2 separate regions of the Homo sapiens genome follow, and region 1 is linked to region 2. A link is a loop called in an ENCODE intact Hi-C map of the cell type or tissue named here. Cell type or tissue: GM12878. All regions are shown on one strand. Links, peaks and the distances in the headings refer to the core of each region. The heading gives the core; the rest is flanking DNA. Region 1 overlaps KSR2 (kinase suppressor of ras 2). Region 2 holds the start of NOS1 (nitric oxide synthase 1).

Region 1 (15,925 bases), core at 2,838-10,837, 480 kb after region 2:
CTCTTCCTACGGTCGTATAAGTCTAACATCTAATAAATTCCATTTTTTCCATTATACTCACAGTAATTTGGCTTCCCTGATTGACCCATCACTGAGATCATCACTAGCAGAAGGGATACTGTTCCAGAACTAGCAGCCTCCATTTCCTCCTCCTTGGGATGTGTGTTGTGAGAAGCTCATGTCACATAAAAGGCAACATGTGGGCACCTAAGCAGATAATCCCCAACTGAACACCCACTCAACAACTAGTGCCAACTGCCATCCATGAGCATGCACCATCTTGGATGTTCCAGCCCAGTCAAGCCCCAGATGACTGCAGCTCCAGCCAACAACACACGGAACAGAAGAACCACCCAGCTGAGCCCAGCCAATCCCTGAGCCCAGGGAATTATGATGATGAAACTATACCCTAAAGAGTTAATGAAACCAATGACAGAAATTACTGAGTTTGCAGGATAACAGATAAGAAAAAAAAACAACTTGCTGAGATGCTGAAATTCCCTCCTCTTCTGAGTATTTTTTTTTTTTTAACTCACAAGTTTTTTAAAAAGTTGGCAGTGGGCTAAAATTAATTGGAACCAGGATGACCAACTGGAGATTGTGCACAAGTTTGCTGACATCACAGCCCAAATTTCCACCACATATTTCATACTAACTTCTCCCAAATTTGCATATGCAACCTATGAAGTAACATAAAGAAATAAGTACACACACCCAAGGACTTTCCAGACTTCCCCTTTCCCTCCACCAACCACCTGCTAATCCCAGTATCTACCCCCTAAGCCTTTCCTAATAAAAATACTGCCTTGAAGCCAGCCCAGAGTGGCAGATTTGAGCTTGACTCCTGTGTCCTTGGGAGTCAACTTTCAATAAGAAGCTTTTCTTTTCTCAAAAACCTGGCCAGGCACAGTGGCTCATGCCTGTAATCCCAGCACTTTGGGAGGCCGAGGCAGGTGGATCACGAGGTCAGGAGATCGAGACCATCCTGGTGAACACGGTGAAACCCCGTCTCTACTAAAAATAGAAAAAATTAGCCAGGCGTGGTGGCGGGTGCCTGTAGTCCCAGCTACTTGGGAGGCTGAGGCAGGAGAATGGCATGAACCCGGGAGGCGGAGCGTGCATTGAGCCAAGATAGCACCACTGCACTCCAGCCTGGGCGACAGAGCGAGACTCCAACTCAAAAACAAAAAACCGGCGTCATAGTATTGGCTTCTAGTGCATCAGACAGCGAGCCCCTTTTGCTCGATAACAATGAGAGATAACAAGGCAGTTGTGTTGAGCCACTAGGTTTTGAAGTGCAGGTCTGAGACACAGACCCACGCAGCCATGGGTCCCCACAACCACTGGCCATGTAAGCCTGCCTTCTGCTTCTTAAAAGTGCTTCTGAGACATGCATTTGAGACCTGTTTGCTCTCAGAATGCTCTTCCCCCAGATCTTCTCCTGTCTGATGCTTTCTTGTCATTCAAGTCTCAGCTTAAATGTCATCTCCCCAGAGAGGCTCGCTGTCAGTTTCAGTGTGAACTTGGTTAAGCGATAGACCCCAGTTATTCAATCAAACAACAATTTAGGCATCAGGTGAAGGTTTTCTGTTGCTGTGATTAAAGTCTATAATCAGGTGACTCTAAGTAAAAACTCTCCTCTATAATCCGGGTGAGCTGATTCAACCCATTGAAATTGAAATGCCTTAAAAGCGGAACTGAGACTCTTTTTCTTTCTTTTTTTTTTTTTCCTGAGACAGGGTCTCGCTCTATCACTCAGGCCAAAGTCCAGCAGTGCAATCTCGGCTCACTACAGCCTTGACCTCCCAGGCTCAGGTGATTCTCCCACCTCAGCCTCCTCAGTAGCTGGGATTACAGGCACACACCACACCTAGCTAATTTTTTGTATTTATTTTTTTTTTTCAGTAGAGATGGGGTTTTGCTGTGTTGCCCAGGCTGGTCTCGAACTCCTGCACTTGAGCAATCCACCCTCCTTGGCCTCTCAGAGTGCTAGGATTACAGGCGTGAACCACCGCACCCACCCAGAACTGAGATCTCTCCAAAGAAAAAGAAATTCCACCAGCCTGCCCTTCCTAACAGCCTGCCCTTCCTAACAAACAGCCTGCCCTTCCTAACAGCCTGCCCTACAGATTTCAGACCTTCCCAGCCAGCCCCCACCATTGCATAGGCCAATTCCTTGCAATAAATCTCTTAATATATCTTATTGGTTCTACTCCTCTGGCTGAACCCTGACTGACCTGCTCTGATCAGCCCATCAAAGCCAGCCACAAAGCCACCATTGTTTCACTTCAGTTTTAATTCTTGCATAAAACCTATTACCATTTGATTTTTTTTTTTTTTTTTTTGAGACAGAATCTCACTCTGTCGCCCAGGCTGGAGTGCAGTGGCATGATCTTGGCTCACGGCAGCCTTGACCTCCCAGGCTCAGGCAATCCTCCTGCCTCAACCCCTCAAGTAGCTGGGACTATAGGTGTGTGCCACCACACCCAGTTAGATGGATTTTTTGTCTATTTTTTTGTACAGATGGGGTCTTGCTATGTTGCCCAGGCTGGTCTTGGACTCCTGGACTCAAGCGATCCTCCTGCCTCAAGCCCCACAAAGTGCTAGGATCACAGGCATAAACCACTGCGCCCAACTTGATATTTTTCTTATTCATTGTTTCTTCCAACATATTCTAGAGCAGCACTGTCCACTAGAATATTCTGTGATGATGGGGATGTTCTAGAACTGTGCTATTGCAATAGGGCAGCTGCTAGCCACCTGTGGCGATGAACAACTTGAAACATGGCTCCTGAGAACGAAGAAGGGAATTTTAACTTTTATTTAATGAATATAAGTTTACCTGGTCACACGAGTCTGGTGACCGCTGTACTGAACAGTGCAGGTCTGGGACACAGACTGATGAGAACCCACAGCCAGCCAGCCTTCCCCACCACTGTTATCCCCAACCCCTCCTGGCAACTGACACAGGGGGAGTTCCAACCGTGTTTACAGAATGAATGAATGGAGCCATTTGCGCCTAAGCGCGTTCGCATCAGGTTTCTGCCGCTCGTAAGCGAGAGTCCTAATTTGATGCTATCTACATGTAAGGGATTCCTGAGTGCCTACAGAACAGGAGGGCTGGAGAAGTTACAGGGGAAAGGAAAGACATCAGTGTCAACACCAGAACATACGAGACCCTGTGGGCTCCGGGAGGAGCAGCTCTTCCTCTGCCAGCCCAGCCTTTCCCAAGTTAGAAGCAAGTAGAACAATAGGGCAATCAAGACCCACTCTTAGTCTTTGTTCCAGTCAAAGGAAGACCGTACGGTGGCAGGCGGCATTCTGGGGGGCTTCATTCAAAGCCCAAACTGGGAAGAAGCCAGAGGGCATCTGAGGCTGTCCTATTTCGGGGGCCACTCTGCATCCTGTTTTTCTCCTGACTGCCAGTTCTCCCCCTTGATACTCAAGAGAAGAAGCCAGAGGAGGGCCCAGGCAGGCAAGCTCCCAGGAGGTTGCAGGGGTGCAAGGGCACCTGCCTGTCTGCAGCACCCTGGCCTCCACTCTCTCCCCTCCGTGGCTCCCTGAGCCCCCGAAGGATTCCCAGCATCTGTCACCTGCTCTAAGCCACCCATCGACTCTGCAGCCAGAGTGTTATTTAAAAACCGGAAAAGAGATCCAGACACCTTCTGTTCAGCCTACCCTGCTTACTCTGCAGTGTAAGCTCCTTGCCATGGCCCACCGTGGGGGCTGGCCCTGCCCACCTGTCTGGCTCCAGCTCCCACCACTCTCCCCAGCATCCCCACTGGGCACCCATACTGTTCTCTCTGTGCCTGGGATGCTCCCCTCCCTCCCGTCCCAAGGCACTTCTGAGTGTTCCCATCACTCCCAGTCATTAAGACTTCCCCTCCTCTTCAGGTCTCAGTTCAATCCTGAAGTCCTGAGAAAGTCCCTGAGCCCTGGAACCCAACACTGTGTGTGCCAGATGCAGAGAAAGTGCTTGATAAACACACGTGGGAGGGGGAAAAGGAGGGAAGGGTAGAAAAGAAGGAAGGGGAGGAGGAAGGAAAGCAGTATCTCCCATTATCCTTACATAAGCATATTCGTTTTAAAAAAGGAAAACAATATCCACAACACAGATCTTCTATTATCTTGACCAGAGGTTTTTCCTTGGGAAAGGAAAGATACAGATGACCACAAATTATGAGGCTGAAAACCATCAAAATGCCAAAAAGAAGAGGAGAGAGAGAAAAAGAACAGCAGAGAAGAGGAAGAAGGCCACAGCAACAGCACTCTGATAGCTGGGCCACATCTCCGCCAGGCTCTCTTCTGATAAGACAGCTGTGGCCCAGGACAGGAAGGTCTAGGAAGGGACCCTGCTGTCCTCAGACGCTGAAGTTCCCAGTTTTGGAATGGAGTGGGAGGTGGAGACAAATGGTGAGAACGTGCTCTTCCTGCAGCCAAATCAGTTTCACCCTAGGACCTCAGCTCTGTAGTAACCACGGAGGAAAACTAGGGCTGTGCCCAGAGAAAACTGGTTTGAGGTTTTGCCTCTATTTTTGTGGCCAGGGAATGGTAGGTTACCTCTGGAGAACAATCAAGCCAGACAGAAGGGGAGTAGTCTCAAAAGAAACAGCAGTGCTGAGGGAGACCGTGGCTCAGAGGGAAGGGAAACAAAGAATGAGAGTGCTTAATTAGAAAGGCTGAAGCCCCTTGGAAGGGCCCCTTGGAGGAAAAAAGAGAGGAGGATGAGGAGAAGTGGAGAAAAGTGAGCTGGGGGAAGAAAAAGGCTGGAGGAGCCTGGTGATGGTGATGGCGATGATGGTGGTAATGATGGTGGTGGGTGGTGATGGTGGTAACAACAGTGATGGTGGTGGGTGGTGATGGTGGTAGTGGTGGTGATGGTGATGATGGTGATGATGGTGATGACGGTGCTAACAATAGTGATGGTGGTGGTGGTGATTTGCCTGTATCATCTCATGTAATGCTCCCAGCAACCACTGTGGCCCACATGATCATCATCCCCATCCTGCTGCTTAGGAAACAAAGCACAGAATCATAATATGTCGTATCCACAATCACACAGCTAATAGGTGGCAGAGCCAGAACTTAAACCCAAGTTTGTTGGACTCCAGATTCCATACTCCTAGAAGATGATTGAGGACTAAGAAGGAGAAAGGAGAAAGAGAACGGAGGCTGCCCTAGCCACCTTATTTAATATGATGACCAGTCCCTCCATTCCAGAGGGCACTACCAACCCCGCTTAGCCTGCTGCACGTCTTCTTTAATCCATAGCACTTATTCTCACACACTGCATAAGGTACGTGATCATTAAGACAATAATTCATTGTCTGTGCCCCAGCCCCCCACACTAGAAAGTAAACTTTATGGAGACACACACCTCAGCACGCATTTCTAGAGATCAGAAGAGCACCTGGCATAGAATAACCATGCAACCAATTTCGTTGAATGAGTGAATAATGGTTTTTTGGTTTCAGGACATAGCTGCCACGAGAAGGAAAGGTTAAGCTATCCTGGCTCTGGGATCCTTTGATCTTGCTAAATGAATGAATGAGTATTCTTTGGTTTCAGGCTAAGGGTGATCTAACAAGCTATGAGAAGAGAAAAATGAGTTAAGATTTCCTATCTTCGGGGCTCCTTGGGCACTGGAAAATAAAGATATCCCTAAAACCCAAGGAGAAAACTAAGATTAGCATTAACATCTCTAAAATAAAGCTACCTCCATCCTCTGAGAAAGAAAGAGAGAGAGACAGACAGACAGACACAGAGACAGAGACAGACAGGGACAGAGAGAGAGAAAGAGATGACATTCTTGGCCAAGCACAAAGCAGCCTTGCTGCCATATCCTTGGTCTCCATATGAGTTCCTCAATACAACTTGTCTTCTGTCATTTAACAAACATGCATCCAGCCCTCACTTTGGGCCAGAATTTTAAAAACCTGATTTCATCACTGTAGGAAACACCAGCTCTGGGTTGAGCTGGGGCTATTAAGATGAATACAATATCACCCTCAAGAAGTAAGAGTATGATGGGAAAGATACTAGTTTATTCCTCAGTCTGGGATAACATTTTTAGAGTAAAGGAAAGCCATCCAACTCCCAAGATGGTTAGAAGCTTCAAGGAACCAATTATTATTTTTGAGGGAAGAAGGGAATTCCAAACATGAAGGATACTTTGAGGATGGCTCACTGGTTCCCCCTGGTGGACATTAATAGCAAGCACATCACACAGCTTTTCAGAGGTAGGGAGGGGCTCAGCGGTGTAGACCTGGTGGTCACTGAAGTATCTGCTGTTCCGGTAGCCAAGGCAAGAGGTCAGCTCAGTTTGCAGAGCCCAGGAAAGGCCTCATAGAGAACCAGGCTTTGCACTGGGCCTGGGGAAGAGCAGGGATTCACCAGAAGGACAAAAGGAAAGAAAATTCTAGGCAGAGGGATGTGAGTACCAAGATGTGAAATCCAAGCCTCATCTAGAAAACTCTAAGTAATTCATGAATTTAGCAGATATTTAGGGCTTGAAGGGAAAATGTGAATGGTAGGACTTCAAGTAGGAGCCAAACCCTGGGATGTTTTCCAATCCATGAGGAAGACTGTGTTCTTTAAGCCACTGGTAAGTTTTCAAGGATTGCTTGAGCTCAGGAGTTCGAGACCAGCTGGAGCAACATGACAAAACTCTATCTCTACAAAAAATACAGAAAAGTTTGCCAGGCATGGTGGCACACGCCTGTAGTCCTAGCTACCCAGGAGGCTGAGTGGGGGGATCGCTTGACCCCAGGAGGTAGAGGCTGCAGTGAGCCAAGATTGCGCCACTACACTCCAGGCTGGGCAACAAAGCAAGACCCCATCTCAAAAAAAAAAAAAATACACATGTATTGAACCATTACTATGTGCTAGATATTGATCTTCCTGGGAATTGAATAGTGAGCAGAAACAAGTATGATCCCTGCCCTTTTGCAGCTTACAGTCTAGTGGAAAAGAGAGGCATTCATTTAAAAACAAATTGCTCCCCAAAACAGGTAAGCATTAAAATGTTTTTAAGTGGCACCATCACCTGCAGGAACAGCATACGTGAAGTACAGTGTTAAGGATCAGAACTGGGTACACAATTCTTTACTAAGAAGTCTGAGTTGAGCTGACTTCAGTGCTAAGTGCTGTAGGAATGGGTTAAAATGGAGCACTTGGTCATTGCTTTCAAGGTCCCAGTGGCCCTAAGGCTGGCATCTGAGGCAGGACATAGAAGACTGAGTCTTAGCAGCCTGGGAAGAGTCCAGAGGGAGGCCTATGTGGAGGTAGGGGATCAGTGTAGGTTCAAACCATAGTGAGGTGTGTAATGAAAAGTGCTGCTTGACCAAGCATGGGGACACATGCCTGTGATCCCAGCACTTTAGGAGGCCGAGGCAGGAGGACTGCTTGAACCCAGGATTTCGAGACCAAACTGGGCAATGACAAGGCGAAACCTAGTCTCCACGAAAATTAGACAGGTGTGGTGGTATGCACCTGTAGTCCCAGCTACTGGGGAGGCTGAGGTGGGACAGTTGCTTGAGCCCAGAAGGTCGAGGCTGCAGTGAGCTGTGATCACATCACACCACTGTACTCCAACCTGGGTGACAAAGCAAGACCCTGTCTCAAAAAACAAAAAATAGAGGCAGGCCAGGCACGGTGGCTCATACCTGTAATCCCAGCACTTTGGGAGGTCGAGCCGGATGGATCACCTGAGGTCAGGAGTTTGAGACCAGCCTAGCCAACATAGGGAAACCCCGCCTCTACTAAAAATACAAAAATTAGAGCAGCATGGTGGCGCATGCCTGTTGTCCCAGCTACTCAGGAGGCTGAGGCAAGGGAATCACTTGAATCCAGGAAGTGGAGTTTGCAGTGAGCCGAGATCATGCCACTGCACTGCAGCCTGGGCGACAGAGAGACTCCATCTTAAAAAAAAAAAAAAGAAAGTGGCTATTACTAGCATCTACTAAATGATATAGAATAGAACAGGAATGAATTTACAACATCTTCATCATGCATAAGAAGGAGGAGTATTGTTTCATGAAACATGCTATAATTGTGTATGTGTATGTGTAGCTGTGTGTGTGCATGTATGTGTACCTATGTGTGTGGGGGGGGTCACAATATAAATTGTACTGTCCATCTGGATCAAAAAAATTTTTAAAAAGATCAGAGGACAGGGCCAGGTGTGATGGCTCACACTTGTAATCCTAGCACTCTGGGAGGCCAAGGCAGGCGGATTGCCTGAGCTCAGGAGGTCAAGACCAGCCTGGGCAACACGGTGAAACCTCGTCTCTACTAAAATACAAAAAAAAAAACTAGCTGGGCGTGGTGGCATGCACCTGTAGTCCCAGTTACTCGGGAGGCTAAGGCAGGAGAACTGTTTGAACCCAGGAGGTGGAGGTTACAATGAGCCGAGGTCGCACCACTGCACTCCAGCCTGGGTGACAAGAGTAAGACTCTGTCTCAAAATAAATAAATAAATAAATAAAAATCGGAGCACCAGAACTTTCATGGTCTCGCACAGCCTAGAATGTCACAAAAAAATGACTATTCTTCCCCATGGTCTCGCACAGCCTAGAATGTCACAAAAAAATAACTATTCTTTCCCATAAGGCTGACATAAATGCCTCTCTCATGGAAACTGGAATCTCACTCTACTTTTAAGGATGCTGCCAAACTCAGTAGTGCCTCCCGGATGAGACAACATGAATTCTGAAAAGCAATTAAAAACCTAACCTCAAACGCTCACTGTCAGGCATTGTGCCGGCATAAATTGGTACAAACTTTCTGGAAAGATATATGACAATGTTCACCATAATTTTTAAAATATGGGTTTTTTGTTGTTGTTTTTTGTTTTTGAAATGGAGTCTCGCTGTCACCCAGGCTGCAGTGCAGTGGCACAATCTCAGCTCACTGCAACCTCCACCTCCCAGGTTCAAGAGATTCTCCTGCCTCAGCCTCCCAAATAGCTGGGATTACAGGCATGCGCCACCAAGCCCAGCTAAATTTTTGTATTTTTAGTAGAGATGGGGTTTCACTATGTTGGTCAGGCTGGTCTCAAACTCCTGACCTCAGGTGATCCACCGGCCTCGGCCTCCTAAAGTGCTGGGATTATAGGTGTGAGCCACCACGTCCGGCCAAAATATGCAAATGTTCCACTGCAAGACCCCTCTCCTATGAATTCACTGTAAAGAAATAGCCACGGGGGTCCCCAAAGATAACACTCAGGGGTATTCACAGCAGCGTTGCTTATGATAGGAAAAATATGGATATTTCCAAAAATAGGAGATTGGTTGAATAAATTGTTAGTATTCAGGTATTAAAAATAAGAAGTGAATGCATTTATTGACAAAGGAAGATGTTTATGACAACACTGTAATTTGGTGCAATTTTTTTTAAGACAGGACCTCACTCTGTGGGCCAGGCTGGAGTTCAGTGGTACTATCTCAGCTTGCTGCAGACTTGACCTCCAGGACTCAAGCAATCCTCCCACTTCAGCCTCCCAAGTAGCTAGGACTACAGGCGCATGCCACCACACCCAGCTAATTTTCTTTTTTTGGTAGAGGTAGAGTCTCTTTATGTTGCCCAGGCTGGTCTCAAACTCCTGGGTTCAAGCAATTCTCCCACCTTGGCCTCCCAAAGTGCTGGGATTACAGGTGTGAGCCACCATGCCTAGCCTGCAATTTTTTTTTAAAGAGAGAAAACTGCCATCTGCTTCTCACTGTGGGTAAAGAGAGAAAGTCACCTTTGGAGCAGATTTTGTATGTACTGAGTGACTGAGAGGCCCCTCCCTGTCAGCCACACTCATGTTGGGTGAGTCAACACCATTGTGCTAGAGGTAAAGAGTAACATGACCTTTACAGCTCGTCAGCCAGGAGTGATTTTGCCTCCCTGGGAACATTTTGAAATATCTGGGGATATTTCCATGTGTCATGACTTTGAGTTGGGGGATGTTACTGGTATCTCATGGGCAGAGGTCAAGGATGCTTCTAACCAAACATCCTTCAACACATAAGACAGCCCCCAGTGCATGGTCTGCCCCCCATTTTATTTTTGAGACAGGATCTTGCTCTGTCACCCAGGCTGGAGTGCAGCAGTGTGATCATAGCTCACTGCAGCCTCAATCAATGTCCTGGGCTCAAGTGATCCACCAGCCTCAGCCTCCCGAGTAGCTGGGACTACAGGCGTGTGCCACCACACATGGCACATTTTTTTGTATTTTTTGTAGAGACGGGGTTTCGCCATGTTGCCCAGGCTGGTCTGGAATTCCTGAGCACAAGAGATCCTCCTGCCTTGGCCTCCCAAAGTGCTGGGATTACAGGCGTGAGCCAGTGTGCCCGGCCGCATGGTCCCTTTTGATGCTGACTGTACCTGAATCAGGATCTGCCAGCAAGAAAAAATACAAAAGGGCACGCATGGAGGACTGGGCCGATGACCTGTTTCAAGTATGTTCTGTTTTGTTCACCGCTGCCTTCTCAGCCCTGCTGGCACCCCATAGCCACTCAGATTAGAAGACTTCTCCAGGCCTAGAACAATATTCAACAAATGCTTGTTGAATAGAGCAGGTTGAATCAAGCAAGGGCATCTGTGAGCCTCCACCTGACTCTGCCAGACTGATGCTCAACAGTGACACCTTGTGGTGGGAACTGCAACAACCGTGCTGATGGCCACTAACACTTCTCCGTGGCTGGCATGTGCAGAGCGGATCCCTTGGGACAGAAAGGCCCCAGAATTTGCAGAAAAATCATGAGGCTAAAGAGAAGCAGGAAGCCTCAGGAAGATGATATCTGATGTTCTGCTAATAAAGACAAACAGGTATCTGAGCAATTAATGGAAAAGATCCAGGAGGGATGACAATATATTTGGCCCCCAAACTGATAGAACAAGTCACAGAGGTTATTTTATTAGGTGAAAAAAAAAAAAATTTAAGCAATATGTGTGGATAATTCTATTTTTTAAAGTATACATATATCCATTTGTCAGGAAAAATTATACCAAAATGACAAGAGCAGTTACCTAGAGGGTGGAGCTTAGGGTGATTTTTTTAAAATCTATTTTCTGGTTTATGTTACAATTAATGCAAATTACTTCTGTTAAAAAAAAAATTAGAAGCTAGACATTGACCCAAAATGCAAAGCCACGTCAGAATGTCTAAAGTAAAAAGACCCTGGTCTCCTATTCACACTCAATATTTTCATATCTGGACCCTAATTATCCAGAACCAGATACCCTAAACCTCAGCGGGTCTTCCTGGGGCAAGAGTTCAAATCCAAGAGCTGCCCTTGCTGGTGTCTTCCGGCCTCCAAATCCCAGGTCCACGCTGCCTCTTCCTGCGTTTCGGATTTGCCCCCCAGGGTTGACTCTGTCTCGTCCTGGCCTGCAGTGGCGGGCACGGGATGCCGAGGGACCGCGGCAGCTGTGCTGGGGACAAGTCTCCACATCCCCGACCCCGGGGCCTGCTCACCTGACATGTGGACATTCCTGAGGCAGGAGAGGGAGGCGTTGAGGCGGGCACACTCCTCCCGGTTGGCTCCGTATTTCTCCACAGTCTCGCACACCTGTTCATCCGTCATCTCCAAGAGGTCCTCCAGGCTCAGCTGGCCGGGGGAGATTTCCTAGAGGAGGGGAGAAGGATTGTCAACCGTGGGGCAGGAACAGCATCTCTGCCTCCACGCTGCCCTGTAGTGGTGCCTAGAGGAGAACACTCCGCAGTGTAAACGCTTTGCATGACAGTGGGGTCTCCGAATCTCGGGTTTGCCACTCATTATCTAGATAACCTCTGACCAGTCGCTCAACCTCTCTGGGCCTCACTTTGCTCATCTGTAAAGTGGGACTCCTAAGTGTCCATACTTGGCAAGGTAGCGCAGGTGCTTAGTGCTATTATAATTACTACCCTGTCTGGCGTCAACACTGTGCCTGTCTCTCGAATGTTTATAAGGCAGGGCCCCATTTTTTCATGTTTGCTTGGCTCTCAGTGCCTCCCACTCTGCAGGGACTCATCTAAAATCCCAGCACAAACTCAGAGCAAGCACAGGACAAGGCAGGTGTGCTGGTGGCTGGGTCCCACTCTCTCTCTGCTTCCTCTCTTCTCTGGCTGCAGGGTCTAGGGCTCACACTGGTCTTCAGAAACCCTAATGGAAAAGGGGCTGAAAGTCCATGCCCCGTGCTGGAAATGAAACTAGGTTTGTTTTTGAGCCCCATGGGGCATGGCTTTGCATCCTAAGGCAAAGCAGAAACACTGGAGTATAGCGTGGAGTGGGGGAAAGGGACCTAGAAAAGGTAGGATTCCCAACTTAACGTGTTGGGCAGGTGAACTTTCACCGCCACCCCATGTTCCCAAAACAGTGTCTCCCTAGACCATCATATGGACACACCTCAAAATTTGTCAAGCTTCTATATTTATGCATCAGTATCTGTATGTATATATGAGTCTTCTTTTATAGCACTTACTACTCAACATTTTAACATATATTGTTATTACTTAAGGGTTTTTTGCCTTTTTTTGTTTTTTGTTTATTTGTTTGTTTGTTTTGAGACAGTCTCGCTCTTGTTTCCCAGGCTGGAGTGCAATGGCGCGATCTCGGCTCACTGCAACATCCACCTCCCGGGTTCAAGCGATTCTCCTGCCTCAGCCTCCTAAGTAGCTAGGATTACAGCCACTCACCACCACGCCTGGCTAATTTTTGTATTTTTAGTAGAGACAGGGTTTCACCATGTTGGCCAGGCTGGTCTCAAACTCCTGACCTCAGGTGATCTGCCCACCTCAGCCTCCGAAAGTAAATAAGGGTGAAATAGCCTACGGATGGTGTTTCTAGGGCAGTATTGCGGAATACATCTACCCTCTTGTGGTCATGTTTGTGTATTACAACAAGATACAGCTCCCACATTAAACTGATAGCCAGAAAGAAGAAAACTGTCTCAGTACAAAAAATTATCTTCAAAAATATGAGCTATGGTGCCTTTTCAACTCACCCAGGCAGGCAGGGGGCAGAGAGAGAAGAATAGTGGAGTCACTTAGAGGCTTTCTCAAATAGGGACACATTGCTGGTGAGCCCCTTTAAGAAAGGTGATGACCACGGATCTGTTTATTTCTGGTTGTTGTTTTTCTTAAATAGAGACAGGGTCTCCCTCTGTCACCAGGCTGGGGTGCAGTGAGGCCATCATATCTCACTGCAGCCTCAAACTCCTGGGTTCAAGCGACCCTCCCACCTCAGTCTCCTGAGTAGCTGGGACTACAGGCATGCACCAACATGCCTGGCTAATTTTTAAATTTTTTTGTAGAGATAGGATCTCACTATGTTGCCCAGGCTGGTCTCGAATTCCTGGCCTCAAGTGATCCTCCCACCTCGGTTTCCAAAAGTGCTGAGATTACGGACTTGAGCCACTGCACCCAGTCCAGGATCTGAAGGTACAGAATGACTCATGTTTGAAGGGGGTGATTCATAACATAAAAGGATTCTCCTCTTTGCTTCAGGATTCACTTGTGCATTTTAATCTTATGATTTATATATGTATATATTTCAATTTACTCTAAAGCTTAAGTTCAGAAAAAAATCATAAAAGTAACATTTTTATAACATCAAAAATGGAGAAACCCTTAACAAACCTGGGCCAAAAGGGCAGACACACCTCTGTTTGATAAAATAATAGTAATAATAATAGCTGAAATGGATGGAACACTGTTTTAAGGTTTTTGATAGATTTCCTTTTATTATCACAAAAACTACTGAAAGTAGGCACTTTTATCATCACCACTTACAGACTAGGACAGTAAAATTCAGAGAGGTTAGACCACTTGCCTAAGGTCACACAGCAAGTCATTGGTGGAGCCAGGATTCAAACCCAGCTGTTTTACTGTGGAGCTTTCTCCATACTTCAGTCACTTCACAGAAAGGGGACCTCTGGTGGACACATACCTGAACTGCAGACAAAGAGCAGAAACCCCACGTCTTCTCCCGCCCACTCCCTGGGTCCCTGGACTCAAGATGCTCAGTGACTAAGGCAAGAGCCAAAACTCAGGTACCTGCAGGTCAGGTAAATGTAAATGAGCAAATCGCTGCCAGACAGGAGCTCAGTTCAGCATGGTCAACATTTCTGATTTTGTAAGTGAAGCCAGAGATCTCTGGGTTTTTTAGACAGACTCTTTCGGTTTTTAAGTATTGGCTCAAAATAAATGTCCTGACATCATATTAACCAAACAACAACAACATGTCTGCATATCAGAACCAGCTTGAGGGCCACCAGTTTTCAACCCCTGGTCTAGAATCGAATCGTTTCTACCTTATTTGCCCCCACAAGTGGCACTTGATATATAAATGACTCTGAAGCCTCCAAAAGAAATGCCCTGAGCCATGCAAATACAACACTGTCTGTCCTTATACAGGACCATTCATTCTAAGGATATTTGCAAGAAACTCATCTGGCCATACTGGGAATGAAATAAGGAAATACGAGATTGCGCGTGGTCTGATGTGCATATGCAAGATGGGGTGGGGTGGGGGCCTGGAGGAATGGAGCGGGGTGATGCTGCCTCTAACTTGGGATTCTTAGATCTGGTGGGGCTGGGTGAGATTCTTGTCCCTGCGGACAAGGTCTAAAAAAGACAGGAAGCCTCTTCAAGTAGGAAGCAGGGAGCGCCTCGAGAGAGGACTCTTGGTTTCACTGGCAGGGAGGCAAGCTCCTCTTCTGCCCAGCTCTGGGGGGACCCAGGCAACAGGAAAACAAGGCTAATGCACAGTGCTTCTGACCTAAAGCTTTGCTGTCCATCTGAGCTGGACATCCTGCTAGCCCCATCCACTTGCCAGCTAGACTACTCACTTAGCTCTGAGCCTCAGTTTCCCACTCTGTACAAGGGGGATAACAGTCACACCTACTCAAAAGGTCATTGCGAGGAGGCTGAACAGTCTCAGCAGTTGAGATCCTAAGTGCAAAACCCTTTGCACAATGCCTGGCATGAAAGATGCAGTGATGTCCGCTGGTTTTATTAGGTTTGGCTTGGCCCTGTCACTGCAAATGAGTCGGTCTCTGGGATCCCAGGGGGTAAGAAAATCTCACAATCCTCAAGATGTTAAGAACGTGGTCTAATCTTTGAGAGCGGACATAAGATGTCAGATGCTCACAACAGTAACAGGCTGGCATCTACTGAGTGCTATTTGGTGCCAGAATATGAGCTGAACTTTTTTTTTTTTTTTTTTTTTTTTTGAGACAGAGTCTTTCTCTACACCCAGGCTGGAGTACAGTGGTGGGATCTCAGTTCACTGCAACATCTGTCTCACAGGTTCAAGCTATTCTCCTGCCTCAGCCTCCCGAGTAGCTGGGACTGCAGGCGTGCACCACCATGCCCGGCTAATTTTTGTACTTTCAGTAGAGACGGGGTTTTGCCATGTTGGCCAGGCTGGCCTCAAACTCCTGACCTCAAGTGATCTGCCAAAAGTGCTGGGATTACAGGCATGAGCCACCGCGCCTGGCCTGTTTTTTTCGTTTTTTGTTTTTTATTTATTTTTTTTTTTTTGAGACAGGGTCTCACTCTGTCACCCAGGCTGGAGTGCAGAGGCATGATCATAGCTCACTGTAACCTCAACCTCCTGGGCTCAGGTGATCCTCCTCCCTCAGCCTCCCAAGTAGCTAGGACCACAGGCATGCACCACCACACCCGGCTAATTTTTGTATTTTTTGTAGAGATGGAGTTTCGCCATGTTGCCCAGGCTGGTCCCAAACTCCTGTGCTCAAGCGATCCATCTGCTTTGGCCTCCCAAAGTGCTGGGATCACAGGCATGAGCCACTGCGCCCAGCTGAGTTGAACATTTTATAAAAATCATCTCATTCTATGATGTCGGCTATTTAAGAAGAGATGACAATCATTATGCACATTTCACAGATGGTAATATTAATGCTCTAAGAAAGCATCGTTCGATATGGCAGCCACGGG
Region 2 (15,925 bases), core at 3,866-11,865:
TGAGGTCACACAGCCATGGAGTGAGCTAAGCTTGGCCTCAAGCTGAGGTCTTCACCAGGTCTCTCTACCACACTGCTCACTCTTTCTCTACATGATTTGGGACTTTGGGGAAAAAAATCACACAATTTGTGGAGACAAAGCCATGCCCCTGACCATAGCGTTGGCCTCTGGCTGAACAGATGTATCAGGAAATACAGCTGTGTGTGCTAAGGTTCAGGCACATGCCAGACTGCGTAGATGCCCAGATGCATGCAAAATGCCCCAATTAAGAAGCCGAAAATTGGGGTTGAGGTCTCGGGTAGTGCCACTTACCAGCTAGGTGACTATGGCTAGGTAGTTTGGTTTGCCCCACCTCAATTTCCGCAGCTGCAAAATGGAATTCAGATGGCTGCACTGGCAACCTGAAAGTTAAGAGGCTCCAGGTGAATAATACGTGTGACAGTGCCTTGGAGCTGTCAGTGGCAGAGCCGTGCGCCCCTCAGGGCGCTTCTGAAATCCAGACTAGTGGAAAGGGGCCGGGGCCCGCCGTGGCGGTGCTGGTGGGGCGGACACCCCCTCCTTCAGGGACCTGCCGAGGCTTCTCAAACCATCCGCTGAGATGCCTTGAGGGCGGAGAATGGACGCGACCCCTGCGCACTTGGGGAGCTGCCACAAGAGCCCTTTTCCTATTTTATCTTCAGTTCTGAAAAAATAACGGGGGAAAAAATCTATGCTCCAGAGAGCTGCGTCAGTGTTCCCTGGTGTTTACGAATTTCTTGCGTTTGCCCCGACCCCAATTAGAGAAGCACTAAAGAAAGGCAGCAATTTTCCCTCATTCCTCTCGGGAGGAGAGGTCTGGGGTCTCCTTTCTGCTGTCTCCCAATGTCGTGGGCCGCCAGAGGTGAGATGAGGCGCCTATGGGCGCGCTCGCCTGCACCGCACCCTTGCCTAGCGGCGTCCCTGGGGACCCTCCCTCCGTGGTGGCTGCGTGCGCGCTTTTCTTAGGCCTGAGCGCAGGGTTTGAGCTGGGCTATGGGAGTAGAGGGAAGAATCCCATGCGTCTTTCCCAGGATTACTGGGGTAGAGATGGAGGCGAGAGCAATCTTCCGCAGCCTGTAGTACCCTGTGGGGTAGACCCCCCGGTTCCTACTGGTGGGGAAACCCTAGACCTGCGTGCGAGTCTCCCAGATCCGGTCCCAGAGCATTACAATAATGGTTTTATATATATATATATATATATATATATATATATATATATATATATATATATATATATATCAGCAACACTTCCTGCGTTATGAACGCTTACCCTGACTTCATATTCACATTTATGATTTTTTAAGGTCCTCATGACAGCCCCACGAAAAAGGTAGTTTCTCCATTTTACAGATGAGAAACTGAGGCTGGGAAAGATGAAGAGACTTACCGAAGGTCACGCAACAAGTAAAGGGTCGATCTAGGACCAGAACCCAGGGGAGTCACTGGAAAGGTTCCTGCCCTCCTCGGCTGCCTTCTCCGTGAGAGCCTCTCCTCTCTAGATGTCTACCCCAGACAGCCTGATGCGGAGCTTGGAGAGCCATGAGCTCTCTGGTCACAGTGCCCTGGGGGTGGGGGCGAGCGTCTGGCGTCCTCTGGGGCGCAGTCCCGAGAGAGCCCCTTCCGGGACCTCGGACGCAAGGCCCCTGAGTGGCCCTGGAAGTTGGATCCCCCGGGGACCCTGCTCCGAACCCTGGCCACCTGGAAGCAACCTCATCGAGCGCTCCTTCCACTGCCCAGCCCCGAACCGTGGCGGAACGCGCCCCTCGGCCTCCCTAGAGCCTCCTTTGCGGGAGAAGCACAACTTTCCCAGGTTTTGGAGACGGCGCTCTTACACCCCAATCTCGCCCAGACGGAAGAAGTGAGAGGTGCGGGCGGCCCCGCCATGACCGCGGGAGGAGAGCGCAAGGAGGCTCCTCGCAAAGTTGGAGGCCAGGCCGGAGCGATGTTCCGGGAGCGGAGCCCTCCCAGCCTCGGGCCCCCAGCCGCGGACAGCTGGCAGTGCCAAAGACTCCGCCATTACCTGCGGCTCGCAGTTGCGATTCGGCCGCAGAGTCGGGCACCGAGGAAGGCGTAAAGTTGAGCTTGGGCAGGTACAACGGTCCCCAGGGACTGGCATCCCCCAGCCCGGGCTGCCCGCGGGAGGGTAGCGAGCTGTGCCAAGGGCTCCGCCATTACCGCCAGCGCACAGCTCGGAGCCAAGCGCGCGGCTGAGGAACGACTAGGGTCTTGCAAAGTTGGAGCCTGGGCGCGTAGACCCCCGGACCGGAGCCCCCGGCCTGAGGCCGCCCGCTAGGAGGAAAATGAGGCCGCCCGAACCAAGTTGGGACGCGCAGCAAAGCCCGAGCCTTCCGCGCACACCAGGGGCTCGGGCGGGAGCGGGGAGCCCTGGGGACGGAGAAGGGGCGCGGGACGCCTGGATCAGGAACTCACCTGACGCCGAGCCGGGCAGCGCCGAGGCTGCCTCTTCGCGCTGCGCACCCGCCCGCCCGCCTCGTACTCCTCCTCTTCCTCCCGGGCGCCCGCGGCCGCCGCGCTCCGGGTTCTGAATCCTCCGAGTCCGCCGCCCCGCGCGGCTGGAGGGCGCCGGTTGCACCCACTCGCCTCCTGGTAGGAGCCGCGCGCGTCCCTCCCCTTCCCCTCCGCTTTGTGCCTCCAAGATCCCTCCCCACCCCCTCTCCCCTAGCCCCCACTCCTCCCTTCTCTTCTTCCCTCCCCTTGCGTCCCCTCCCTCAGCCTCAGCGAACCCAAGTTCGGGACGGAGGCTGCGGGCTTCCCCGGCGCAGTGCTGGGCGCCCCGCGCGCGCCCCTGGCTCACCCCGTCCGCTCGGCCGCTGCTCGCTGCCCGGCCGCCCCTCGGAGGAGCCGCGGCGCTAAGTAGCTCCTCACCCAGCGGCTGGAAACGCGGCATAAATATGTAGGGACTGAGCCGTGAGCTCAGCGAGGGTCGTGAGGGGGAATTTATTTCTTAATGTCCCTCCTTTATCCTATCATCACTGAAACGAATTAGCAGTGACGTCCAACCCGACTGGTTTATGGGTGTGGGGAGGGAGACGTCGCAACCCTCATTAAAAGAGCCGCTCTGGGCTCCAAAGCATACATCTTTTATATAACCTAATTTCCATTTTTTTTTTTCTATCAGGAAACACACACACACACACACACACACACATACACACACACACACACACACACACACACACACAATGACAATTTCTGGGAGCCTGGATAGGGCTGAATGTAGTAGCCACGCAGGGCAGGGCAGGTCTATTTGGGCAGAGAAGGCCCCATGGGAGGCAGGGATGGTTATTTCTGCCTCTACATCAGTGTTGGGATAGCATTCCTTAATGGGACAGTGGAACACACAGCCTCCCAGGCTGGGCAGTGCTGGGAGCCCCTCCCAGGAGCCCGCAGAGGTTGCAGCCTGGGTTCTGGCCTTGGCTCTCGGGTGGACAGACGGAGAAAAGCAGCCTGTTCAGGAAATGTTGCCTGGTTCTGGTCTTTTCTGGAGCCACACTCAGGCCTGGCATCTGGGGAGAGTGAAGGATGGAGGGCACATGTTCATCTGTGGCCTGGGAGCCCCACAGGTGTGGAGAGGCCAAGGTCTGGGCTGGAGGAGGGAAGACACAGAGAACGCAGCTTCCCTTCCTTTCTTAGGGGCCCTAACATATGGGTAACCATATAAACCCGACTCAAAATCTGTCTTTTCCTGGGCAGATTGCAAAGGATTTTGCATCTCCCCGTTGCTGTTGCTGCTGCTCACACAGTCTTGGGAAAACGGGGGAAAATCAAGGAAAGAGAGGACACACACACGCGCACGCGCACACGCGCACATACACACACACAAACACACACACACACACACTTGGCACCTGGCTCTGGGTGATTTGATCTTTTCCTCCTCCCCAGCCTTGCCAAGCGGAGCAAACCCACTCAGGCTTCGAGTTGCGCAGAGAAGAGGCAAAGAGGAAAACCACCACCCCCTTTGTCACTAATAAATGCTTTTCAGATCGTCTTGCACATCCAGCAGGGGAGGGGGTGTGTGACTTTGGGGGCAGGAAGAAGGGTGTGGGGGATGAGGAGGGGAGGAAGGAATAAAGAATAAGCTGACGAGGGTGCCTGGAGGTCTATGCTGTCTTCCACATGCTGGAAGGAGGCCTGGAGAAATGCCACCAGCCCCAGGGCTCTGCCACTTCCTGGCTGCCACAAGGGCAAGTTTCAGAGCCTGTTTCCTGAGCCATGGATGGGCCTGGGGATGTCGTGAGGATATACACAATGAGATGATGCTGGTGAAGCCCTTGACATGGTGCTAGACATATAGTAAATGCTCAGGAAACAGTTGCCAACAATAATGGTGATTTTGATGATGATGAGAATAATCCAGCATACAGGCTGGATGGGGGGTGGGTCCCAGAAAATTGAGGCTGGAGCTGAGTCCTTGCAGTCTGGTCCCCTCCTGTTTTGGGTCCAGCGTCCCTTGCCCGAACCATTTCAAAGTTGAGCGCTGGGTTTCAGTGGTGTCATTCTCAGAACACTGCTCCCTCAATTACCATGGCAACTGGGGAAAATCAGGAAGCTAGGGGAAGGGAAGCTGCTCTTCCACTGGGCTGGCGGTTCACCTGCTCAAAACAGAGTCCACGTCTGCCTATGTGTGGGTCAAGGCCAAAAGAAGCTCAGAGTAGGGGCACTTCCTCTCTGGGAGCACAAGCTTTTTTGAAATTGGGGAGAAGGGTGGTTGGGAGGGGATGCACGGCCACGAGATGGTGGAGATAGTGGGGTCGGGCCAAGGCTGGCTGTGCCTGCAGAAGGCAGAGTTGGCTTGGGTTTGGGGAGAGGGGGACAGAAACCCCACTCCCCTCAGTTCTCTCCTCACTTCCAGGTGCCCTGGTGCGATTAAAAGCAAAGCCTTAGAATGTAGCTCTTGAGACAGAGATCTGGGAAGACAGAGCCTCAGAGCCCACGGGTGGAGCCAGGGACCATGAGGTGCCCTCTGTGTGTGTGTGTAGATGAGAGACGAAGACAGACAGACAGACACACACACACACACACAAACAGAGAGAGTCAGAGAAGAGAGAGAGGCAGAGAGATTTATAGACAAAGAGAGAGACAGAGACAGCAGAGACTGGCAGAGACAGTGAGAGACAGAGATAGAAAAACACACAGAAAGACTGGCAGAGAGAGAGAGATTGGCAGAGACGGAGATAGAAAAAACACACAGAAAAAGAGAGAGACGGAGAGATTGACAGGAAGACAGAGACTTATTGGCAGAGACAGAGAGAAAGACAGAGAAAACAGAGGGAGACAGATTGGCAGAAAGAGAGTAAGAGAAGAGAGAGGCAGAGGGATTTGCAGAGAGAGAGAGACAGATTGGCAGAGACAGAAAGAAAAAATACACAGAGAGACATATTGGCAGAGAGAAAAAGAGAGACAGAGTAAGAGAAGAGAGAGAGGCAGAGAGAGATTGGTAGATTGGCAGAGAGATTGGCAGAGAGAGAGAGAGATTGGCAGAGAGAGAATGGCAGAGACAGGAAAGAGAGACAGAGATACAGAGAAAGACGGACAGTGACAGACAGAGCCAGATACTTCCCTTCCCTCCCTCTGGTGGTTTCCCCAGGATTAACGGGAACTATGGACAACACTAGTTGCGGTAGTAAAGAGAACAATGGCCATCTTCTGTTGAGCACTTCCCATTTTGCTGGTTTTGAGCCACGCATTTAATAGGTATAACTCACTGAACCATCATAAAAATGGTAAGAAATGACTCCCTTTCTTATTCCCATTTTACAGAGGGAGAAAATAGAGGCTCTGGAGGCAAAGTGACTTGCTCCAGGTCACCCAGGTAATCTGTGGTAAAGCAGATATTAGAACTCGGGACCCCAAAGTGGAGCTTTTCCTGCCTCCTCGCCGCTGTCTTGTGGAGAAAGAGGGAGAGGGAGGATGTCAGAGCCATCTGGGGAGTGTCTAGGGTTTGGGGAGAGTGGCTCCTGGTGTTTGGGGACCCCTACCACATGAGTACGGACAGTGTCTCCAGAGATCCCCAGCAAGTGGAGGGAAGAGACTTTTACCATCAACCAGGTGGCCTTGGGACAGTCCCCAAAATGCCCCTTGGGTGTAGTGCCTTGGAAGCTGCTCTGGGCTGTCACAATAACCTGATTCCACCAGGACCTCTCTGGGGTTCAGGGGGAGATGAGGGTTGTGCCACCCTTCTCTCGAGCTATTGGAAGATCAAACCAGCTGAGACCCATCCAGGCATCAGCGTAGGGCAGGCACTTCATAAATGGTCACCGTGATAACAATTATTCTTGGTCCTTCTCTCAGGACCACACCCCTCAACCCCTGCATGGATGGTGGATGGGTGTAAAGGGTGTCCCTTCCCCCCCAGCCTCCCAGCCACTCTGGACCCTCACTGGTGCCCACCCCTCAGTGCAGAGGTGGACCCCAGGGGAGTGGAGTGCTCTGGCGGAGCCCTGGGCAGGAGGAGGAAGGGAGGAGGCTGGCCTCACTGACGTGGCTGTCACTGAGGGGGTAATACATTATCCAGGGCTAATGAAAACATAATTATCTTCTTTTGGCTGCAGAGAGGGGCTAATTTAATAGGCTGTGATCGAAAGGCATCTGCTGAATTCACCCAGCAGTGAAAACACTTGAAGCGCTTCAGGGGGCGGAAATGGACAGAGTGTGGCTGGCCGGGTCCGGCAGCTGTGTCCAGGTGGCAGCTCCCCTGGGAAGAAGGGGGTTCCTGGGGGTGCAGCAGAGGGGATGTGGCTGCTGGTAGGTGTCCTGTGCACAAACAGACCTGGGCTTCTTTCTTGCCATGAGTTCTGGGGCCAGTTATTTCTCTCTCTCAGCCTCACCTTCCTCATCTGTAAAATGGGCGTTAATCCTACCTTCCTGACATTGACTGGGAGGAGCAGATGAACGATATGAGAGAGAGCCTGGCACATTCTAAGTAAGTGTTTCACAAAATTTTCATCCCTCTTCCTGGGCTGGCTCTACTCGGCCTTCAAGTCTTAGCGCGAACTCCCCCACTTGGGAGCAGCCCCAAGCACTCTGCATGTCCCTCTTCAGAACATACAAGTTCTGTGATATTTACTTGTTCAATGCCCTCATGAGGGCAGGGTGGTCTGTCTCATCCGTCACTCCAAGGCAGTGGTTCTCAAAGCGTGTTCCCTGAATGATGAGGTCAGCATCACCTGAGAACTTGCTAGTGATGCTGATTCCAAGTCCCCACCTCAGACCACCTGAATTAGACCCTCAGGGTGGGGCCCTGCAATCTGCATTTTAAACAAGCCAGCCAGGTAATTCTGATGCATGCTCAAGTTTGAGAACCTCTGTTCCCACCAAAAACCGAACAAATGTTTGTTTAAATAAGTAGAAGAAGAGTTTACTATTAAGCTGGGGTTCAGCTATGTGATGACAATGTCTCCCTTATTAGACACCAACTATATACCTAGTCCTCTGCATTATGCCCTTGAACCTACCAAGCCATCCCTTTATCCATCACTTACCATTTCCCACACTACTTCATCCCCAAGAAATGCCCCTTGGTCTGCCTCATTGTCCTGCCTTGCTGGCCCGTTGGAGGTGTTGGAAGACCCATGGGGTGCCTCCTCTGTGTCCTTCCTGTTCCCATGGTGCGTAGGTCCCCTCTCTCCCTTAAGCAGCCCCGTCCACCCAGGGCTTCTGATTCTGGAAAGGAATTATGCTTTTGACCCTGTCTCTGGGTATTTGGCTGGGAAAGTGATTTGGACCTGCTTGTTGTGAAGGATGGCACCCATTGGTCAGTTCTGCAGTTAGAGTAAGGAAGGGCCCTTGGAGATGGCTGCCTCCAACCTAGCGTTTTACACTGGGGAGGCCAAGATCCAGGAAGGTTTGACAATTCATCCAGGGGCAGCAGCCTATCAGTGACAGATCAGTTTCCTGTCCTAACTCCCAGTTCAGGATGCAGGGTCTGAGCCTCCTAAGAGCAAAGTGGGTGTCACTAAAGTGGCCGGGGGCATGCTTCTGTAGGACCCAGGAAAAATGAACAGCGAACAGGGTTGTCTGAGAGCCCAGAACCCCCAGGAGAGGTAGGAGCATTATAGTTTCTGGGCATGTCAAAGACTCCTCCAGATATTTACAGGACTCTGGCAGAGAATAAAGAGGGAAGAACACTTTAAGGCTTAAAGAGGCAGCCTGAGCATTAAAAACACTAGATTTGTGGCTGGAACACCTGCTTTCCAGACCTGGCACTTCCACTAATGTGCAATGTGAGCTCAAGGAAACTCCTTGGCATCTCTGGGTCTCAGAAGATCTTAACCTGAAGATGGCCAAGTCCCTGGAATTATATGCAAAATCAATTGCAAGTGCGTTTTGCTGGGGTAGAAGGTTCATAAGTGTGCAGCGGCTTTTTAAAGGGTGTGAGACCTTGGAAAGGTTAAAAACAATTTCTTGCCTGAGAGCCGGCTGGCAAATTTGCAGATGCCTGAAGCTCTATGCAGACCGTTTGTCAGAGATGCAGTTTCCTAAATGACCAACAGATGGCGCGCTAAACCTTCGCTGTAGCCTTCCTGTTTTCCCGGAGACCAGCCAGGTAGGTCCATGGCTTCCTATATTCAGCTTTCAGGACCAGAACCTAGGTCCCCGCTAAGCTGGGCTGACCTGGGTGGGTTGAGAATGCTGGATCACCCCAGAAACTGTCTGCATCTCCTAGTTCCCAGCATCTGTCCACATAGAGAAGGCATTAAAAAGAATGTGAGGGCATAGGCAGGAAACGGGGTGGGGGTTGCAAGCACACCAGAGGACCAAGTAAAACATTGAGAGGAGTCCTAAGTTTGTTCTTCATACCCTCAATTGAGTCCTTCGGTTATTCCCTTCACCCTCATTACAGAATTCCCTGGTCATCTCGCCCCAATTAAAGGCAACACATTGCAAAAATTCTCTAAGCCTGGAGTTCTGATGGTCTAAATTGCACTGGGGTATGAAGGGCTGGTCAAAGTATTTGCATTTTGAAGGCACTGTTAGAGAGAAGCCAGTGCTAACCGGTGTTGCAAATGTACATACTTCCAGGGAACATGAAGTGGGCTGGGTGGGAGACATCAGGGAGTAGTGGAGCCTGTGGCTAACTGGAGCACATGCCCCTCCTAAAGACATTCACATTCAGATGTTTCCAAAATAGCGTTCCATCCAACTAAATCACTTGGGCCACTAGTATAGGAGCTCTGACCAAGGAAATGGGTTTCAGCCTGGTTAGTGGAGCTGTCTGAGTGGCAAAGAAGGTCTTAATCAGAATGTAAAATAGTGACTCCCAAACTCTCAGATGTATAAGAATTCCCTGAGAAGGGGAACACCAGCTCCTTGACCCTGCCCTCAAAGACTGGGAGTCTATAGCTCTTGGGTGGTACCCAAGAGGCTGTATTTTTAATAAGCTCTCCAGGGGAAACTGAGGCAGGTTGTCTTCTGGTTCTAAGTTGGCTACCCTGAGCTGGTAAGGCCACCCCAGTGTGCTGGACTGGGTCCTTACCCTTGCTCAGCAGATAACTGGAGTTCAATGACAGAGCTTCTCAGCACCAGTGACATCCCCTCAAGATGAAAGCAGAGATCTCTTACAATTCTGCCCTCCCCACCATATCACAGACATGTGCAAAAAAGATGACATGGGTTGACTTATTTCTAAGAATTAGGCAAATTCTGAGACCAGTCCCTAGGGGAGGATAATGGGGAGGTGGTTGAAAGAGGAAGAGGTAAGTGTTCTGGAAAGCTCCCAAACCAGGGCCAGGGTATCTGACTTCTTTATTTGACTCTAGCCTCCATCTGCTGTGTGACCTTGGGCAAGTCCCCTCCTCCCTCTGGGCCTTAACTTCACCATGTATAAAATTAAGAAGTGGTAGACTGGAGCATAGCTTCTTCCTCTGTTCTAGGACCACCTTGGGCTCTCCAGCAGTGTCTTGGGGTCTGCCTGTCATGCAGGTCAAGGGGGAAGGTTGGGGAGCTGAGCTCTGAGCTCACTCAGAGCTGTTCTGTTTTTAATCTGTCTGTGTATCTGGCTTCTTCATTCAGCTTTCATTGAGAGCTATTGGCCTGGCATCTTCTAGCATACATATAATCATTCTCTTTCCCCTCTTTCTGGTGGTCCACATGCCTGGCACTATGCCAGGGGGCTGGGGCAACCAAGACCCCCAGGCAGGCTTCTGGCTCATGAAGCACTCAGTGCCAATGGGGAAGTCAGATGAGCTCACAGTCCATAGGCCGTAACAACCAAGCCTGCTAGTGTGCTGACGCTTTGCAGCCTACACTGCCCAGAACCATGGAAAGGGATCCTGCTGGCCTCACCCTGAGTTTTAAAGCCTTAATGAGAGAACCCATTTTCTTCTCCACAGCCTGACAGCCTAGAGCTCTGTTAGCTTCATATGCTTTGACATTTGATTTATTCAAACAGACATGCGAGCAAACTGTCTTAGACTCTTCTCTAATTGTGTGGAAGAGGGGAGGGTGCAATGATCGGGCGTGATATGAAAGCTTTGGAGTCAGTCCTGGGCTTTGCTACTTCCTAGCTGTGCAATCTTAGGCAAGTTAATTACCCTTTCTGAGCCTCAGCTTTCTCATCTGGCAAAACTGGGGAAAATGATAATCCCTACTTCATAGGATTGTGCTGATTAAATGAGATAGTGGATTTGAAGCCCTTAGCACAGTATTTGGCACGTAGTACCTGCACAACAAATGGTAGCTCCTTCTCCTCCTGTTATTACTAGTGTGAGGGTCCGGCCTCTGTTTTGAGATTAGGAGCCTTTTGAGGGGTAGGAGCCATGTCCGAATCTATTCTGACGTTCTCTAGTATGCCTAGCAGTTTGCCAGTACATCCCAGGCATTCAGTTACTGAATTCAATTGCATGGAGGAATTGGACAATTTCTCTAGACCAGTGGCTCTCAAAGTGTTTTCCCCAGACCAGCATCACCTGGGAACTTGCTAGAAATGCAAATTTTATGAACCCACTCTAGACCTAGTGAATCAGCAGCCCTGGGCATGGGGCCTGGCAATCTGCATTTCGAGAAGACTCCAGTGATTCTGGTGCATTTTCAAATTTGGGAATCAGTTATCTATATCAATAATTTTCAAACTTGTTTTAGCTGGGGCATTAAAAAAATTCTAATGGGATTGTATGCAGAAGCCAGTATATAAAATAGGTGAAAGGGGAGCTATTGAGGAATCATGAAGCAGGGGGCAAGATTCTTGACTGCCCTGTCCTCCTTCGGGGAGCCCCTGGAGCACTTAGGACTTCCAGGAACACAGCTTAAAAAGGACTTCCTCACAATTTTTCATCCTCCTACTCATCTACCCACTTATCCATTCAGCCACCCACTGACCCATCCATCCATCCATCCATCCATCCATCCATCCATCCATCCATTCTTCCATCCATCCATCCATCCATCCATCCATCCATCCATCCACCCACCCATCCATCCATTTATCCAGCCAGACAACGAGCCACCAACCCATCTGTCTGTCCAACAATCCATCCGTCTATCCATCCACCAACCCAGAAGTTCATCCACCAATCCATCCATCCATACATCCATCTATCCATCCATCCCTCCATCCCTCCATCCATCCATCTGTCCATCCGTCCGTCCATCCGTCCGTCCGTCCGTCCGTCCGTCCGTCCGTCCGTCCGTCCGTCCGTCCGTCCATCCATCCATCCATCCATCCATCCCTCCATCCATCCATATCTGTTGGGAGATTATGTATCTCTTGCATTTCTCTATGTCTTGCCAGCAGAGGCACTGATTGCCTTTTTATCAGACTATCCTTTTAAGATGCTTATATAGAGAACAGCTTTGGAAGACAGAAATAATGTTTCAATTCAGAGCAAAGGGCAGGCATGTGTACTCTCCAGGATGATAAATATACTATCTCGGGAAAAAAGGGCAGGTTTGTCCAGTATACAGGATGGGGTTTCCTCTCTTGTAATCCAATCCATGTCACCTGATCCTCTTTGTGTTGGGGATTGAGGAACTGGCACAAATGCTGATACCCTGGTTATTACTGTTGCTGTGAGTAATAAAATCCTATGTCTCTGACCCAGGAATCTCATGTCTTCTGCCAACATCCATAAAACTCGGCAGCTAAATTGTTGGCTTGCATGTAGGGTAAAGCCTCCAATCCTTCACACTTCTTGACACTAGTCAGCCTCCCTCCCCATCACTCTTTCATTCCTTCAGCACAGTGTGTTGGCTACTCCAGGCATGGAAAAGAAAATCGTGTCCTAGCCTCAGAGGGCTTGCAGTTGGCTTGTCAAGGTGAAAGATAGAGACCCACTGAACACTCTAGCCATGCTGTCAGGCAGAAAGTGGGAGCTTTTTGGAAGAATGAGAAGTCTGGACTTGGGAGACAGCAGAATGTCCAGAGGAGGGCACATCTGTGAGGAGTCCACAGGGAAGGTCTCCGGACAGGACAACAGCATTCTTCTGCCCCTCCCTCTGTCCCTGCACTGCTCTGTGTTCACTCTCATCTGTCTCTGCTTCTCTACCTGGCTGAGCACTCTTTGGAGCAGAGACCACATTTTCTTCATCTCTTGGGCCCCAGCACTCCACCCAGTGTTTGGCACACAGTAGGTGTTTAGAAAAGGTTTGCTGACTCACAGGAAGAATTTCAGGTAATATTAATGATGATGATAAAAGAAATATGATGATCATAAATACTTAGGAGCACTTTAGCACTCACTATATGCCAGGCACGGTCCTAAGCTCTCACCCAAATGGGAAGTGTTATATTCATATATTGGTATATTCGCTGTCACATACTTGGTGAATGATATATTAGTGTATTAGCTGTCACCCACTTAATGAATGGCAGAGCCGGGATTTGAACCCAGGAAGACTGGCTGCAGGGTCTGTGCACTTAAATGCTACACAATGATTGCTAAAGTTGAAGAGGGAATGATAAGAGGGGGCAGCTTGGGACACAGGAAGATGGGGTAGCAACTAAAAAATAAGCTAAGCATCACTTCATCAAGATCACCATGGTGACCATTTCTTGAGCACTTACTATGGGCCACGCTAATCCTCCTTATTCTTCATAGCCACCCTATTAGTTGGGTATTATTGGCCTGTTTTGGGGGAAACTAAGGCATAGAGAGGTAGAATTACTTGCTCAAGGATACCTGGCTAAGCAGTGGCAGCTGCAGAATTGGAGCTCAGGTTGGTTGGACTCCAGAGCCCAGTATTCTTAAAGGGGAAAGTCTGGTTGAGGTGAAGCCCTAGAGGGTTGGGGTGACCTCAAGGCAAGGGGTTTCATTGACTGGACTTTGAGGCAAGGTTAAGCTGACCTAGGTCTGGAGCCAAAGAGAAGAAAATGAGAAAAATGGGTGCCCTTCCTAAGCTTTCCAGCCAGGGTATCCACATCACTGTTGTATCCAACTGATCAATGTTATGAAAAGAGAGAGAGGGTGGGCACTGAAGCCAGGCAAGACTCAGCCCAAATCCAGCCTCTGCCTCCTGCTAGCTGTGTGACTTTGGGCAAGTTACCTAACGTCTCCGAGCCCCAGAATCTACCTGCCTGTCAAAAGCCTTGAAAATCACATGAACTAACAACTCCAAGATACCTAGTATGTACTAGGTACCCAACCAATGTCCATTTCTTTATTTATTCAATAAATATTTACTGAAGCACCTTCTGGTGGTGCCCCACCCATATCACCTTGACACCTACCATTCCCATGCATGCTGATCTAGCTGCCAGCTATCAGCATCTGCAACTCTTTTGCTAAAAAAATGTCAGGGAATTCATACTCCCCCACCCCCCTCCTCACCCAAGAACACTTAACCAGAGATTGACAAGATTGGGGGTATAAATACCCGAATACTTCCTTGCCCCTTGATATGGTTTGGCTCTGTGTCCCCGCCCAAATCTCACCTTGAATTTTAATAATCCCCACCTGTCATGGCAGGGACCTAGTGGGAGGTAATTGAATCATGGGGGTGGGTCTTTTCCGTGCTGTTTTCATGACAATAAATAAGTCTCATGAGATCTGATGGTTTTATAAAGGGGAGTTCCCCTGCACAAGCTCTCTCTTGCATGTTGCCATGTAAGACATGACTTTGCTTCTCATTCACATTCTTCTGTGATTTCAGGCTTCTCTAGCCATCTGGAACTGTGAGTCAATTAAACCTCTTTTCTTTATAGATTACCCAGTCTTGGGTATGTCTTTATTAGCAGCATGAGAGCAGACTAATACACCCCTTGAGTGGACTAACTCTGAGATGTGTTTTCTCCATTGGTTCCCATGACTGGTAATACATCCTTCACTGGCTCCTTGCCTTCTCTGTCTCGCTTCTCCATTCTCCTATCTGTGTTTCCCGAGATCACCTCCCAGAGAAATTCCTTGCATCCCAACCCTCATCTTGGAATTGGCTTCTGGAGGACTCAAATAAAAGTGAAGCTAAGACATGTACTAAACTCCTATCATATGCCACCCACTGAACTCCATCTCATGCCTGGATTAACCAGACATATACAGTCCCTGCTGTCAGGGTGCAAAGACTCAGGCCATCAGAAGAATCAATCACTAAATGAAGAAACTCATAAAGGATTAACTGGAGGCTGGGCACAGTGACTCACGTCTGTAATCCCAGCACTTTGGGAGGCCGAGGTGAGAGGATCACTTGGGGTCAGGAGTTCAAGACCAGTCTGGCCAACATGGCAAAACCCCATCTCTACTAAAAATACAAAAAAATTAGCAGGGCGTGGTGGCACGCACCTGTAATCCCAGTTACTCAGGAGGCTGAGGCAAGAGGATCGCTTGAATCTGGGAGGTGGAAGTTGCAGTGAGCTGAGATCACACCACTGCACTCCAGCCTTGGCAACAGAGCAAGACTCCATCTCAAACAAGGAAAAAAAAAAAAAAAAGAATTAACTGCAGGATATGAGGCCCGTTTTCTTCCCTTTCTCTGTCTTTCAGAGAATGTTAAGGCTCCTGTCTTAGGATGCATCTGATTCTTTCCAGAATTGTAATAACTTTTCATGCCTTTTCTTGACCACTCAATGAATAAGCATTTTGAAGCCAGAATCATGTCTCATTGTTCATAATTTGTTTTCCCCACTCAAAATGCCTGGCCCATCGCTTTGTGTTCATTCATATGATAAATATTTATTGAGCATGACTGTATGTCGTAGGCCCTGGGGAGACCACACTGAGCTAACAGAAACGGACCCAGCCTTCATGAAGCTGATATTCTAGCTAGGGAAGCAGACCATACACAAGCAAAGACATCAATAATATAAAAGTCCACCAGTAAACAGATAATATAATGTCAAGTGATGATGAGGACTCTGGCAAAAACACCAGGACAAGGGGGCTGAGAAGGGACTGGGCTGGAGCCAATTTTAGATAATGTGGCAGGCCCCTTGGAGGATGTGCATACAGTTGGTGCTCCATAAAGTGTTGTTAAATACAGGAAGTATCATCTTTAACTATCCAGCTAGTGAATAATACTACAGACGAGGAGGATAACACCCTCGATGTAAAAGGGAAAAGGGGCTGGATGCAGTGGCTCATGCCTATAATCCCAGCACTTTGGGAGGCTGAGGTGGGTGGGTCATTTGAGGCCAGGAGTTCAAGACCAGCCTGGCCAATGTGGCGAAACACCATCTCTACTAAAAATACAAAAAAATTAGCCAGGCATGGTGGAGCACGCCTGTAGTCCCAGCTACTTGGGAGGCTGAGGCACAAGAATCACTCGAACCCAGGAGGTGGAGGTTACAGTGAGTTGAGATGGTGCCACTACACTCCAGCCTGGGTGACATTTATCTGTAAATTAATAAATTTATCTGTAAATAAATAAATAAATGGGAAAAGACCATGTAGAATTTTCTAGTCATTCAGAAATCTGTTGGGTCCCTAGTGCACACAGTTTTTGTGCCAACTAACAC

Evidence for each region. Hi-C counts contacts between places; a loop is a spot of excess contacts. Peaks named below come from ENCODE experiments on the same cell type or tissue, not always from the same donor. Only the 100,000 strongest peaks of a DNase experiment are listed, where the experiment ranks them.
Region 1: it touches region 2 in a loop (6-fold over the local background); 15 of 110 quality-filtered maps call a loop at or near these places.

What each region holds. Positions count from the first base shown.
Region 1 is chr12:117,843,967-117,859,891 of GRCh38, forward strand. It overlaps KSR2 (kinase suppressor of ras 2), which reads right to left. Exons shown (of 20, transcript NM_173598.6): 3 at 11,462-11,612. Among named protein-coding and RNA genes, the nearest start is that of KSR2, 120 kb to the right of the region's middle. RefSeq lists an enhancer at 3,002-3,519. In GM12878, for the core only: CTCF peaks have their summits at 6,203 (motif pointing left) and 10,633 (motif pointing left); no DNase peak of the experiment used is centred there.
Region 2 is chr12:117,358,679-117,374,603 of GRCh38, forward strand. It overlaps NOS1 (nitric oxide synthase 1), which reads right to left and starts at 2,948. Exons shown (of 29, transcript NM_000620.5): 1 at 2,834-2,948. RefSeq lists promoters at 2,449-4,726, 2,449-2,609, 2,834-2,906, 3,073-3,994. In GM12878, for the core only: a CTCF peak has its summit at 8,532 (motif pointing right); a DNase peak (open chromatin) is centred at 8,503.